Linked DNA regions of Homo sapiens: region 2 is linked to region 1. The links are chromatin loops, found by intact Hi-C in ENCODE. Cell type or tissue: endothelial cell of umbilical vein. All regions are shown on one strand.

Region 1 (8,000 bases):
CTCTCTTGGTTCTTGGCTGTTTCCTTATTTATACAGTGTGAACAATAATAAAATAATTGTAAAGATTAAATAGTTATAGTTAATATTGTGAGATAAATTGTACCTGGTCAGAGTAATGATACTGCAAAACTACGATTCTTACTCTTATAACTCCTATTTTATTACTATCACTATCTTTATATAAGGTATCTAGTTAGGATATTATCTCAGTTAATCTCTAGTATATGTAGACTTTTAAATCTCCATTTTCTAGGTGAAGAAACAAAGGTTTAAGAGACATAAAATAATCTATCAGAGATAGAGCCAAAACCAAAGCAAGTCTGTATGATCTAAAGCTCACACAACTAAACTCCTATAAACAACAGTTCTTTTTCTTTTTGAAACAGGGTCTCATTCTATCACCCAGGCTGGAGTGCAGTGGTATGATCATGGCTCACTCACTGCAGCCTTGACCTCCCAGGCTCAAGCTATCCTCCCACCTCGGTCTCCCGAGTAGGTGGGACTACAGGTGTGCACCACCATGCCCAGCTAAATTTTTTTTTTTAATAGAGACAAGGTCTCACTATGTTGCCCAGGCTGATCTTGAACTCCTGGGCTCAAGCAATCCCTCCTCCTTGGTCTCTGGGAGTGCTGAGATAACAGGCATGAGCCATCAAACCTGGCCTTATGAACAAGAGTTCTGTCAGAATTCTCTAAACTTGAAGCACAAATCATGAATTTCATTCCAGCTTCACCATCACCACACCCACAGAACATTTTTAAATTAAATTTCAGGAACTGAACCATTTAGAATTTACCAAGAATTTCAGGGAATATACACTGCAGAGTAATATCCTGTCAGCTAACAGGAATATATGATTTCAACTATAAAACAAAAAATAAACTCTTTCCTAGGATCTGAATTTTTCTTTCATACAGAATTTAAAGTGATTTTTAAAATGTACTGGTCATATATTAGTAAACCAATGCTTTCAACTTTGAAACTTAATAAACTCCTTAGACAATCTGGTTCTTAATTTTAAGAATTCTTAACATGTTTAAGAATTATTTCTAGATCTTTTATTATCTCATTCACACATCTAAAGGATAATACGTTATATGAGAAATAGTTGAGGAACTATATTATCTTTTCTGCAATAACCAAGGGTCTATGGTGTGAAAAATTGACTTGTTTGTAAAACTAAAGAGCAGTAAGAAAAAAGGGTAGAAATAACAAGGAGGCCATTAAGAAGTACTTCCTAGCATTAAAATCCCAATGATCAAAAGTGTCAGAAACTAGAGGTCCCTCTGAGAGAGCTGTTGAAAATAAGGATGATGCCTGTACTAAATAAGAGGTTTGACTGGATGATCTCTAAGACAACTGTAACTCTAAGATTGTAGATTTAGGTCAGAAACATGCAATACCTTTTCTTTCTGAATGTCTTGTAGTGCTTTACATCGCTCCTGCAATTGCTGTTCTTTCTTTGCTGAATCCTGCTCCAATGTAGCCTTGGCAGTCTTCAGTTCTTGAATCAATTTATTTTGATTTCCAATTTGATTTCTGTTTGAAATCAAGTCCTCCTGTGCTAGAGAAAGCTTCTCTTCTACAGACTTACAAAAACAATTTTCCCAAATTATTATATGCCATGTTTTTAGTAAATTCAACAGAAACATAGTTAATATAAACATTGTAGAAAGCAATAAACTATAAAAAGATAGCATATTATACCCTTCAGTAAGACAGGTAAAAGAGAAAGAATTCTAAAATATTAACTCTCTTGCTTATAGAAAACATTTATAATATAAAATATTTAGTAAAATGGAAGCAATTCCAAAGCCTCCAAAAATAATCTATTTACTAAATAAATATTTAAAGTATTTGCTGAATGTTGATCACATCTTCAATATTGGCTAGTTGATATGAAAGAATACCAAATAAGTAGGGACCATATCAGATACACTCAGAGAACATATATATGGTTAAAGTCATAAGGCAGTGTGAAAGAAAACAATCTTAAAAGAGATATAATTAAATGCTTCATTATGCATACATATACATTTGGTAGGTTCTATGATGTCCCTTGACATGCTAAAAATATTAATAAATAGTATGGTGTTATGATATAGTGGTTTTTGTCCAGGGTTCCTGAATCACAACTCCCACATCCTTTGTTACAGTTTTTTGTTACAATGTTGGGTATGTTAGGCCTCAGGAAACAGAATCTCGTCTCCTGCCCTTCTTCCACTGGTCCCTAGGCAGGCCTCTAATCTTCTTCCCCACCCCATTTTCTGATTGTGAGTCTTAAGACTCTTCCCTGAAAGGGTCCTGCCTCATACCCTGGGTGAAAGAATGCTTCCATAAAAATCCAAGAGAACTGGGTTTGGGGAACTTCTAGATAGCTGAACATACGGAGCCTGGAGGGTGGCATGCCCGGGGAGGGCACGGAAGCTCTGTGCCCCTTCCCCCATATCACCCAACACATCTCTTCATCTGTATTCTCTGTAATATCCTTTATAATAAATCAGTAAATGTAAGTAAGTTTTCCCTGAGTTCTGTGAGCTGTTCAGCAAACTAACTGAACCCAAAGAGGGTGTCATGAAAACCCCAACTTGAAACTAGCTAGTTGGTCAGAAGTTCTGGAAGCCTGGATTAATGATTGGTGTTTGGAGTTGTAGGGAGCAGTCTTGGGGATTGAGCCCCCAATCTGTGGGATTTGATACTATCTCTAGGGAGATACTGTCAGAATTAAATTGGAAGACACACAGTTGGTGTCTGCTTCTTGGTGTGTGTGGGAAAATCCCCATATGTTTGGTCACAGAAGTCTTCTGTGTTGATGATTGTTGTGGTGTGAGAGTAGGGGAAAAACACAATTTGAGAGAGTTTTTCCTGAAACAAATAGGAAGGATTATTTTGTCATGGAATAAAAATAATAACAACTTCACAGCTGACAACCTGATCAAGTGAACAAAAAGAGAAAATTCAGCCAAACATAGAATGAGGCTCTATCCTGAGAAAGCACACTGTCCTCTTCTCATCTATATCGTAGAAGTAGTGATTGTCATTTAACATAGTCCATAGTTGTTGACTGTTTTAAAGCCCAAGTATTTTGAGAAGAAGAAGTTGGGGAAAGGGGAAGCTTTTTCACTCATGACACTTCAGTTGGGGATAAATATGGTAACAGGTAGATAATGGGTATGGTAGGAACCTTGCCACTCTCAGCTGCTACTGCGAAGAATCAGCAGGGTAAGAGATCCAACTGATCTCTTCCATCAGATCTGGAAAAAGCTGATCTTTCTTATTCTGGAGATACAGCTCCTTTGAAAAGGAGGCAGAAAACGTAATTTAGCAAAGGATCCTTGCTGAGTAGGCTTGTATACAGCAAGTACTCAGTAAAAAAAAAAAGAAAGATGAAATAAATAAATAAAGATCTTATTTATGAGGATTCTTAAGCTTCCTGAAAGTTTACTTCTTACCAGTAACCCAGTTACGTCTTTCTGATATAAATTAAATCTTAATTTTCAATGACTGCCAGTAGAACACTAAACCCCTTGAGGCTTTTTTCAGGGAAGAATTAACATCAGCTAGTTCTTCACTAATCCAGCACCTAACCATTAATTGAGAACACTGCTAAGACAGAACAGGAGGGTACAAGCTGGTCTTTGACTTAAGGGAGTTGAGTACATCGCCCAAAAAGCAGAACAGCCATGTAAAATGGAAGCTACACAGGGCAGGAGAGTATACGCTATGTGCCAAATGCACAGAAAAACAGTGAGTGTGAGATGCTGTGGAGTGGGGTTTACAGAAGGCTCTATACCACATGTGGGAACTGACCTATATGTCACAAAGGGTGAGAGTGATTTCACATAAAAAAGGAGAAAAGTTGACAAAGTCCAGTTCAAACAGTCTACAGCAACTATAATTAGTTAATAGAGATCCTGATCTAATGTTTAAAAATACCAACGCTTGCTAGAGCCTGGAAAGCAACCCTAACCTCTAACCACAAGATTTCCAAAAAGCCCATGGTTTAAATAACAGCCTATAAAATGTTAAACTCACAAAACCCAGTGACTGATTTTTTAAAGTCAAGCTCAAAATTTGGACTGCTCCATGAAATCCTTTCTGAACATGCCAAGACATGTTTTCCCCTGCCTCTGAACTTTCATCTACATCATTCAATGACATAGATGAACATTTATACTGCCATGCATTTTAAATGTTCTTTTCATCTTTCTTATTGCAGATTATAATAATATTGCATATTATTTCCTCTGCTCAGCATCTCTTCCCTCGGAGAACCCTCTCTCCCATTCCATGGTTTTGTTGGGACTATCTCTAACCCATCTACTCCCCTTGAAATAGGCAAATCCCTAAATGGATCAAATACCAACCTTGACCCTGATTATGCCAATCACATTATAGCACCCCAGTAAACAAATGATTTCTGCAGTGTTCCATGGTAGCTGTTGTTTTTGTCTATTCAGCAAGTTTTCCCATACTTTCTTAAAAAAAAAAAAAAAACTTCATATTTTTAGTTGTTTTTTCTTGATTTCTGATGAAATGATATAGAGTACTAGGCTAAGAAGATTTATATTTAATTCTAAATCTATTATCCTAGAATTTTCACTTCACTCAGGGTGTAAATTTTACAGTTAAATTCTACCTCTACCTTTCCTGGACAACAAAGAGTGGTGTACAGCATAGCCAATCTGAAATATCCAGTCAACAAACTTAAGTACTTCATAAATAATCCAGCAGATGGGGCTAAAGGCATAGATCAGGCCAGGCTACCTTCCATTCTACTGGTGTCTAGGTATATACACTGTTAGCCCATGCTCTACACTGTCAACCCATGGTAGATAGCCTTGAAGTAGTTAGGTATCATGTTACAAGGCTCTGAATCTCTCCTCTTCTCTCTCTTATACACAAGACCATCCAACATCATTGAAGCAAAAGAAAAATAATAACTGATAGCCATCTCTTATCCTAGTCTATAAATATCATCTGAACTTCCCTAGGAATTGACTATTTTTTTTAATTAGCTTCTTAAGTAGTTCATACACTTCTCATTTTAAAAGCATTTTATATAAAATTTACCAATCTTTTATTTTGTTAAAAAATTATAGTGAAATGATGAAAGAATGGCAGACTTTGAATCAGAACTAAGATTTAACCATGGTTCTGTTATTGTACAGCAGTAGGCCTGTCTTCTCTGCAAAAGGAAGCACTGGGCCTGCTCTCTTTGGCAAAAGCAAGCTTTGGAATAGAGGATCTATCCAAGGTCCCTTAACAGTTGTAAAACTCTATGGCAGCCTTGTCCCTCAGCTTTCTCTTTTTGCCCATATTTACATTTGAGTTATTCTTTCATGTATGAAATTATTAGTACACAACATAGCTTTCAAGCATAATAAAAATCGCTGGCTTAATGAAAGAATATCAATCAAATCAATTAACATTGATTAATTTAATGTTGGTTCCTGTTACTAGCTTATGCTTTGGGTAAATGACATCCATATGGAAAGAGTGTGATTTCTATAAGACTTTTCCAATCAAACATTAAGTTTCATCTCTTCTATCATTTAAATATCCTTCAAATTCATCCACTTTTCTCCATCCTTGCTATTACCAGCCCACACCACCATCGTCTTGCACTTAGACTACTGCAAAGTCTTCTGGTCTTCAGATTCAGCCCTGTTTCTCATTCCTCAATCTGCAGTGAGTCATTTGCCTAAAATACAAATGTAAGTAACTCCCTTTAGTGGTTCCTCACTGTTCTTAGGCTAAGCCCAAACTCCTCCACAAAGCTTCCTTGACTTTCAATACTTTCAATAGTGTTGTAAGGTCAAATAATAATAATTTAACACTACCTAAATCTTGTGTGGTATTTTTTCTTAATAACAACTATTGCTAATTTTTACCTCCAGATAAACAGATAGATACATAGATAGATACATAGATATTCTACTGGCACTATGAAAATTCTTTCACCCAATTTCCTATCTCTGTCAAATCCTTGCAGCCAGGTATGGGTTCAGTCCTTTTGTTTCTTCTCTCTCTCCCATTAATCTCTATTTCATCCTCTTTAATGTTCATCCCAGTTCTAATCAACTCATACCTCGACTATTAGAATTTATGGAGAAAGGAAGTTAGTAACCTCTTAACTCATCTCTCCACCACTAGTCTATCCCAGGTCCAATCCAAGCTGTCTGCAAACCACTACCAGGTTGTTTTCTAAAGTACTATTTTCTTCATTTTACTCCTCTATTTAGACTTTTCACTTTTTCCCCTCAAATATAAAATCCAATCATCTTTGCTAGGCATCTAAGATACTTCACAATTTAGATCCAACCTTTTAAACCTTAATTCCAAACATAAACTAGTACGCCAGCAAGGCAATTATGTTAACTGTCTGCTTGCTTTATTCATTCTCACTATGGCACCTTTTCTCAAATGTGCCCCTGAATAAAATGACCTTTCTCCGGAGTCTCTGTGTATTCAAATTCAGGACCTAATCAAGTCCCACCTCCTTCATAATTCCTTATAACAGCCTATGGATAAAATATATGCTCCCTATCTAAATAAAACATTTTAATATTCTTTCATTCTCAGAATTTTGCAATATGCACTTTAAATAAACAAAATCCCAAACATAGGAAAGAAACAGATAAAGCATTTCCCCTTAACAAAAAGAGAGACAGAAAAAAAACTGGCTGAATCCTCTGTGAGAGAACACAAATATTCCATTTTCCTTAGAAAACTGGTACCTTCCTGTGACCTAAAAATTGTTTACCCTTTTCCCATTATCCTTCAATTTAATAAACTTGATACTTTATCTAATCAAATAACATTACCAAAGACAAAATTTCTATACATTGTTATATAATTAAGGGTAAGTTTATTTTGAGCTATAATCTCCTAATTTTAATCATTAGGCAATCCAGTAATATTGGGAACTTGACAAATATTATAACTAATGTCAGAATTGCCTGACAAGCAATGGTAAAATTGCTTGCATTTTTTCACAAGTGGTTTACATTTAAAACTTAACAGCAGCCTATCTTTAAAGTTATTCACACACAAAGACAGCATAATACTTACATAAGTTAACAGTGTCACAATTAAGATATATCCAAATTATCTTACTATTATAAATATGTCATTTTAAAATGCCCACATTTTAAACAATTTTTTAAAGCATGCTAATACAAAATAACAATTTAATAGAAAACAGCACACTATTCCACAAATACTAACATTTCCTTGCCCATTTGGATTCAAATAGATCATTTAATAAATGTCTATAAAACTTACTGAGACTTTATGGTACAGTATAGTTTACTATACCTTAAGATCTTGCCTGGTGGCTAGAAGTTCAGATTCCCTCCCATAGAAATCAGATTGAAGCTGTTTGAAAGTTTCCTGACTTTTTTCATAGTTGTTTTGTAATACTGATATTTTCTCTTTCTCTGCTGCAAGTTCCTGGGCTGCCTGTGTTAACTGCTGCTGTAGTTTATTCTCAAGCTCTGTCTGAAACATACAATAGTTATTTAAAACAGTATGCATTCCAAAAACCAATTACAAATATAAAGTAAAATCCAGACAACTAGAAGAAAATTCCAAACAATAAGATGAACTGTACTTATGCCCCAAATTTCTACCTCAATAGGGTAAATTACTTATAAAGTCAAAGAATTACAAAATCTAACAAGTCTCAATTTAAAGAACATAAAATACAAAAGTAATTAATTTTTTTTTTTTTTTAAAAAGGCATTTCACTGGGAAGTACTATCAGGTCTCGGGAGAAAGAGTAACAACTACATTCTGAGGGAGCATGCAGTGCTAGATGCCTCAGCTGACGTAATTTAAGGTGGAACTAAGGGAAACTTGTACATGAAAGAAAGTAAGAAGCCATTACTTTGTTGAAGTATTAATATATAGTTTCTACTCTTGGAAATTCAAGAATAACTTAGGAAATTTCTACAGGTCATCTTAATTAATATCAAGGCAGAAAAAGAAAATCTCA
Region 2 (8,000 bases), 68 kb before region 1:
TTCACTGTCATTCTCCAAGATCCATTTGTCTTCTGCACAGGCCAAATGGGAGAGTTGAACAGGGATGTGGTGGGAATCACCACCCCTGCGTCTTTCGAGTCCTTGATGGTAGCATTAATTTCCACAATCCCTCCAGGGATGCGATTTTTTTTTATTTACTATTTTTCTAGCTAGAGGTAGCTCTAAATGGCTTCCATTTTGCCTTTCCCTCCGTAATAGCCCTCACCCTACCAGTCAGGAAGCCAATGTGGGGGTTCTGCCAGCTGCTAAGTATGTCTATGCCAATTATATACTCTGGTCCTGGAAAAATGACCACAAGATGAGTCTGGGGACCCACTGGACTCACTGTAAGTCAGACCTGAGCTAAAACTCCATTAATTACCTGACCTCCATAAGCCCCTACTTTAACTGGAGGACCACAATGATGTTTTGGGTTCCCTGGAATCAACCTCAGCTCAAAGCCAGTGTCCAGTAGTCCCCAAAATGTCTGATCATTTCCCTTTCCCCAGTACACAGTTACCTTGGTAAAAGGCCAGAGGTCTCCATAGGGAAGGATGGGAAAAAGATTCACGGCATAGTGAATTGAGATCGCACCACTGCACTCCAGCCTGGACGGCAGAGCAAGGCTGCATATCAAAAAAAGATTCACTACATAAATTGTCAGTAATGTAGTGGGGTCCTTCCTCAAGGGGACCTGGCCTTCCCTTTATTCAAGGGGTTCTGGGTTTGTAAACTGGCTCAAGTCTGGAAATTGATTGAGGGGCCGTGATTCTGTTTTTACAATTCAAATTAGTCTTGTCCATTCAACCTAGAAGTTTTCTGCTTATGAAAATTAGGTAGGAATGTAGTAGGCTTCCTATCAATTTTAATTCTAGGAACACTGTAATTAATTAGCCAGTGCCAGCACTCTACAGGAGTCAGTCTATTCTGATTGCCGCTTTGCCTCTTCCGTCCATTATGGTAGCTACACCCACCTTGCCTTTGATGGTTGAGTGCTGCCACCTGGCCTCTGCCACCTTGGGATCCAATTATTCCCATTGTATTTAAATTTTGTAGTTGAGTGACTGCAGTTCCCACTGTTAGATCTGACATACAGAGAAGAGCAATTACAGGGCTCTTCAAAAATGCAGGTCCTGCCCTCACAAATCTATTTCACAAGGCATTGGTCAAGGGTGTATCTTCTGACCCTCTCTACTGGGATGAGTAGGTCTAAAGTGACTAATCCACTCCACCATCCCAATCTCCCTAAGCCTTTGGATCCCTTCCTCTACATTAAACTGAGGGAGATGAGGCATTTCCAGCTCACTCACAGTGGGCTATCTTTTAATCCATATTTTAGCTAACCAAGAAATAAACTCTTGGACCCTTTTTTAACTCCCCAAGCTGAGACATTAAATGCAGAGTCCCTATTTAGTGGGCCCAAATCAATAAATTCAGCCTGATCCAACTCTATGTTCCTTCCACCATTATCCCACACCCTTAATATCAATTCCCATGCCTGTTCTCCAGATTTCTGTTTATATAAATTAGAAAACTCAAGCAGTTATTTTCAAGTGTAGGACCCCTCCTCATGGGTCACACTCTCAACCTTACCTCTAGGTGCCTGCCGGGACTTTAGTCCAGTTACAGGTCTAGAGGCAAACAAGGTTGTTGGGGGTGGCTCCTGAGAAGAATCAACATTATCTTGCCTGCCAACTGCCTCAAGGGAGGCCATCACTATTGCCTCAGGCAGTGCAGGGTTTATCTCCCCAGACAAAGGTGGAAAGGCTGATGGCAGCATGGGTCAGGGTGGGGATGTTGCCACTACTGGGGATGGGGAAGCTGTTTTTTTCTAGCAAAAAGCATTGTCAGAATTTACAAACTCAGTGTCCCCAGCTTCATCAGCGTCCTCCCGGGCATCCTATTCCAAGTTGCAGGGTCTCATTCTTTTCCAATCAATGCCCTCACTTTAACAGTAGGCACCTGGTGGGGCTGTGCATGCACCTTTCATTGCAGGTCAGCTACTCACATAATAAGAGCTTGTGTCTATTTTTCAACAATTTCAGCTCTTTCTCTACAAGAGATAAGACTGTCACTCAGGGCAATCTTAGCAAATTTTGAGGCTCAGTGTCTGCTTCTGAAGCCAGGAGTTAGAATCCCTGAGTTCATCATTTTCTCTCAACACTTTGTCTACTGAACTTAGGAGCACCCAACCAGCTTTGTTATGTTCCTTGGTTCTCCACATATGTCAAAGGTATTATGTATAGAGTCACTAAACTTGCCTGTCACAAGCAGTGAATCAGGAGTGTCAAATGCATTTATGTTGCATAACTCTCCAAACGGTTCACACCAAGGACTATCAGTGTTCTCCATACTATTAGAAGTAGAGTCCTTAGCATTTTTCGGTCTAATCATATGAAGCAGCCAACTCCAGAAGCCCCAAAACCAATGAAAGAACTCCATCCTTAATACTCTGTTCCTCTAGAACCACTCCTTGTACCAAAATCTGTATTAGTCAGAGTTCTCTAGAGGAACAGAACTAATGGGATAGATAGATAGATAGATAGATAGATAGATAGATAGATAGATAGATAAAGAGTTTATTAAGTATTAACTCACATGATCACGAGGTCCCACAATAGGCTGTCTGCCAGCTGCGGAGCAAGGAGAGCCAGTCAGAGTTCCAAAGCTGAAGAACTTGGAGTCCAATGTTCGAGGGCAGGAAGCATCCAGCATGGGAGAAAGACGTAGGCTGGGAGGCTAAGCCAATCTCAGATCTTCACGTTTTTCTGCCTGCTTTAGATTTGCTGGCAGCTGATTAGATGGTGCCCACCCAGATTAAGGGTGGGTCTGCCTTCCCCCGCCCACTGACTGATATGTTAATCTCTTTTGGCAACACCTTCACAGATACACCCAGGATCAATACTTTGCATCCTTCAATCCAATCAAGTTGATACTCAGTATTAACCATCACAAGATTCTTACATTACTACTAATAAACAAGAACTGAAAACAAAAACAAAAACAAAAACAAACCGAGACAGATCCCCCATTTGTCTCTCTTCACTCCCTCTTCTCTTCTTCCACATGTCTCTGCAGTCTTTTCTGCAGCAGCCATTTGTTCAAAGAGCCCACTTCCTTGAACAGCTGCTTGCCAGGCTGCATGGTCATATAATGTTAGGTGAAGAGTGAAGAGCTCTGCATGAGGCCCCACTGTCTATCTAAGAGCAAGGGTTCTTGCCTCAAAAAAAAAAAAAAAAAAAAAAGGCCTATCAAATGGTATAAACTAGGATTTAGCAAACTATGGCCCATAACCTGTTTCTGTTAATAAAGCTTTATTGGAACACACCAACGCCCACTCATTTGTGCATTGCCTGTGGCTGTTTCAACATTGTAATGGCAGAATTGCAAGAGACTGCATGGCCCACAAAGCCTAAAATGTTTACTATCTGTCTCTTTACAGAAAAGGTGTGCTGACCCCTGGCCTATACAATTAAGAAATGCTTGCCTCTGTGGCTTCCAATCACAGCAAAATTTTTTGTCTTGCAGAATAGATATGAAACCTTTTTCAAAAATACTGATTCTTCTATTACAGTGGTTTTGGGGTTTTTTTGTTTTGTTTTGTTTTGTTTTGTTTTTTTTGAGACAGAGTCTTGCTCTGTCACTCAGGCTGGAGTGCATTGGTACAATCTCAGCTCACTGAAATCTCTGCCTCCTGGGTTCAAGTGATTCTCTTGTCTCAGCCTCCCGAGTAGGTGGGATTACAGGTGTGCACCACCACACCCGGCTAATTTTTGTGTTTTTAGTAGAGACAGGATTTCGTCATTGTTGGCCAGGCTGGCCTCAAACTCCTGACCTCAAGTCGTCCACCCTCCTTGGCCTCCCAAAGTGCTGGGATTACAGGTATTACAGTGTTTTAACCTGTAATATATGTAACCTGACAATGTGTAAGTGAGAAGTGCCCAATATACTCTTAGTTCTGAAATTGGCTAACTGGAAAACCCTTGCTCTCACGTTTTTCTTTGTGAACTCGTTCTTCCTGCCATTCCCTCTCTCATTCTGTAATATTTAAGTGAACTCATACTCACTTCAAACCTTCCTCTGTTATCACTAGAATATGGCCTCTGGAAAAAAAATCTTCACAATTCATTCTTACACAAGTGTGAGGGAATTTAGGCTTAAGGGATATACACTCTCATCTTTCCAAGTACAGCCAGTACATTTCTCCCTTTTGGGTTTCCCCGCATCTTATAAATGTCTCCATCATAATTTCTAAAACACTATATTGTGTTTCTTTTAAATTCATCTGCCCCCAAGAATCAAAACCTTCCTGAGAGCAGAGACTGCTTCTTATTTATCTTTGAACCTCTAGCATCCAGTACCCAGAAAGAGTCTACTTCCAAAAAGATGAATGGAAGAAGGAAGACAGGCAGGTTGGCAGGCTTCTTGGATTACCGTTCCACTTATCTATCCCCAATGCATTTGCATTTTAACAAAAGACAGCTTGAAGCCAAGCAGTGAAACTGTGTTGGTGGAAATTTTAAACATCAGAAGCAAGTGAGGGAGATGCTTTTGTGGATAGGGAAACATTCCTAGCATCCCTTCAATTTTATATTCATAGGAAGCATCCATCTTACCTAATTTTCAGGTCAGCCCTGAAAGAGAGAAGAGAAACGTACATGCTACATTTCTATAAGACTATAGACTAACCTTCCAATGCTCAAATAGAAAGTAGGAGAAAAATTAAATACATCCATATTAGCCACTGGGGCAACACTAACATGAAAGCCAACTGATGAGATATTTGAAAGTTTGTCTTGAGGAAAAAACAAACAAAGAAAGTATTAAATGCCAGTAAAACTTCCCCCAAAGTCAGAGTCATCTGGGGTTACCAATAGGGGGCAGCAGGACCTGGAGTTAAAATCTACTGGAGTCAAACTCCCTGAATTTAAATCCTAGCTCCACTTCTCTGTGGCAACAAGATCTTGCACAATTTCCTTAACCACTTGAAACTTCGATGTTTTTAATCCACAAAGTGGAGACACAAATACAGTCAGGCACTGTATTAATGATGCTTTTGTCAACAATGGGCCTCATATACAATAGTGGTCCCGTAAGATTATCATAACGTAGTTTTGCTCTACCTAGTTTATGTTTAGATACACAAATACTTCCCATTGTGTTACTGCTGCCTACATTATTCAGTACCATAACACGGTGTACAGGTTTGTAGCCTGGGAACCCCCAGTGACACCTTACAGCCTAGGTGTGTAGTAGGCTACACACCATTGAGGTTTGTGTAAGTTCACTCTGTGATGTTCACACAATGACAAAATTGCCTGAGGATGCATTTCTCAGAACGTATCCCCATCATTAAGCAATGCACACCTGTAGTGTTCCTCTCACAGGTCTTTCTTTTGAACTGGTTAATAATATAACTCAAATAGTAGCTATGGTTATTCTTAGAGAAACCATTCATTCAGCACCTCCCACATGTAAGTCATTGACTTATCCTTTCTAAAATTTTCTAACCCCAGAGCTAAATATTCTAACATCAGGCACATCAAATGTAATGTATCTGACCTTTAGGTTCAATACAATATTATACCCCACAGGCTTTTATTTAAAACCCCTTATGTCCCTAGCACTGTCTGTTAACTGTAGAACATACTAGAGGAGAAGACTCTGTCAGCTTCTTCGGGGCTTTAAGGCTTGTTGGACAGGATTCAGAGACTACTAGGCAGTGTACTGCTCATTACTCAAAAGAGAAGACTGCAGCCTTGGGGAGCCTTCCTGATATGGGCATGGTGCAAGGGGAACCACGTGCCACTCTTCCAGCAGCATCAGCTCATCTGTTAGGCTGGTGCAAAAGTAATTACGGGTTTTGCCATTACTTTTAATTGCGTCAAAAACTGCAATTACATTTGCACCAACCTAATAGAATGTAAGTTCCAGGAAAGTGGGATTTTCATCTGTTTTGTTTATTGCCTTATCCCCGGTACCTAGAACACTGCCTGGCACTTAGTAGGTGTCCAATAAATGTTTAAGGAAAGAAAAAGAAAAGAAAAAGGAAATTGATTGGTAGTTGGGTTTGGACATGCCTTTTAGGGAAAAATTGTATGGTCCCCTTTTGTTTCGTGTATTTTCTCCTCCAACTATTTATCTGACTCCCTCCAGCTCCTCTTGACCTCCTCGATCTTCCTTATAGTTTTGTGCTTGTCTCTGAGTGTACTTTGGGTTTGTGGGGATTTGTACAAATATTGCTTAATCCCACAAGGGAGTATGTTGAGTGTTTTCCATAAAAAACAGTAACCTAGAAAGAAGGTGAGATTTCTGGGCAGTTGCCAGCAGTTACCATGGTGCTCTGAACACATGTCCTCAAAAAATATTACTGATTTGACCCCACAGCCACAGTACATGGCATTTCTCACACATGATGAGACTCTTAAGAGGCATCTCTGTTCTGTGTTCAAACTGATGTATAGGGTACAAGTCTTCCATTTGTTCACTCTGCATTTATGAGAAATCGCCATCATAGTACCGGATTCCAGGCGGTAAACTAGAAGCTCATCATCCTATCTGCTTCTCATTTGCGTTTCCAACAAATGGAATACTTTGATAGAAAGTTGAATTGGAAACCATAGTCGAACATACAAAAGCGCATTCCCAACAATTTTTTGAAACTCATAATGGAAAAATATATCCCAGATTTAACCAAGAGAACTGTAGTTCAATAATTGGCAGTACAGTTGTCATTTCTCTTTTGATTATTTTAAAAAGAGATTTTTAGAAAAAGTTTGTTACTGATGCTTAATTTGTTCTTCCTGTGTAATCAACCCATAGTTATAAGCAAGCATTCCAAATTGCACTATATTTCTTGCATAGGGTAAAACATTATGATTCTTAAAATGGAATGCCAACTTTTTCTAGTCACACAATTGCTGAAAAGCTGCCTGCTGAAAAAGACTACATTTACCATGAACTCTTACTACCAGACAAGGACTATAGTTTCTGATGAATAGGGCCTGATAAGGCTGCCTGATTAAAAAACAAAAATCACTGGGCAACATTCGTAGCAAAGGAAAAGATAAGACTATGCTTTATCCAAGTTGCAGTGCCTTCAATAAGATTTTTATTCCTTTTAGACACACATATCACTAAAGGGCAGTTGTACTTCCCATATTCTCTAGCCTTTGTTATTATTTTTTCTTAAAATTTGCACCTGGGAATTAAAGGCTAGGAGTCCTTGGCTTAAGTCTGCTGCACAGAAGGAATCTTTTAAAAATGTAAGTGATCTATTAGTCATATTTCTAAAAGGGGAGCTTTGAATTAATCATCTTCAAACGTTTCTGCCAAGATAAAGGTCACCACACAATTACTGTCCTCACCCACTGGCCACAGAAGGAGAGAAGGAGAATGATGCTCCTGGATCTCACACTAGAGCATGCAGGATGCAGGCAGCCTCACGTGGCACACTTGCTTTCCACATAAGGAAACGGTGGCCCGGGGAAGCGACAGGCCAAGGTCACAGTTGGGAATCTGGGTCCTAAGTTGGGTGCCCTTGCCACTCAATAGGACTGCCCCATATTCGTTTCCTGTGGCTGCTATGATAAATTACCATAAATCAGGTGACTTTAAAAAACAGAAATTTATCCTCTTTCCATTCTGGAAATCAGAAGTCTGAAATCACAGTTTGGGCAGAGCCACACTTCCCCTGAAGGCTCTAGGGGAGGACTTTCGCTTGCTTTTTCATCCAGGCGTTCATTGGCTTGTGGCTGCCTCCCTTTAATCTCTGCCTCTGTTCGTCTTCACATACCCTTCTCTCTTCGCTGTGTCTCTTCTCTTAGTGTCTTTTTTTTTTTCTTTTTTTTGAGATGGAGTCTCACCCTGTCACCCAGGCTGGAGTGTAGTGGCGTAATCTCAGCTCACTGCAACCTCTGCCTCTCAGATTCAAGCTATTCTCATGCCCCAGTCTCCTGAGTAGCTGGGACTACAGGCGTGCGCCACCACATCGGGCTAAT

The links. A loop is a pair of places that touch in the nucleus more often than their neighbours do. Peaks named below come from ENCODE experiments on the same cell type or tissue, not always from the same donor. Only the 100,000 strongest peaks of a DNase experiment are listed, where the experiment ranks them.
Region 2: it touches region 1 in a loop (4-fold over the local background); 2 of 110 quality-filtered maps call a loop at or near these places.

What each region holds. Positions count from the first base shown.
Region 1 is chr12:92,780,546-92,788,545 of GRCh38, forward strand. It overlaps EEA1 (early endosome antigen 1), which reads right to left. Exons shown (of 29, transcript NM_003566.4): 22 at 7,322-7,504; 23 at 1,405-1,590. Among named protein-coding and RNA genes, the nearest start is that of PLEKHG7, 82 kb to the left of the region's middle. In endothelial cell of umbilical vein, a CTCF peak has its summit at 4,764 (motif pointing right); a DNase peak (open chromatin) is centred at 4,766; H3K27ac peaks cover 247 bases.
Region 2 is chr12:92,712,494-92,720,493 of GRCh38, forward strand. All of the region lies in intron 3 of PLEKHG7 (pleckstrin homology and RhoGEF domain containing G7), which reads left to right. Among named protein-coding and RNA genes, the nearest start is that of PLEKHG7, 14 kb to the left of the region's middle. In endothelial cell of umbilical vein, a CTCF peak has its summit at 4,877 (motif pointing right); a DNase peak (open chromatin) is centred at 4,898.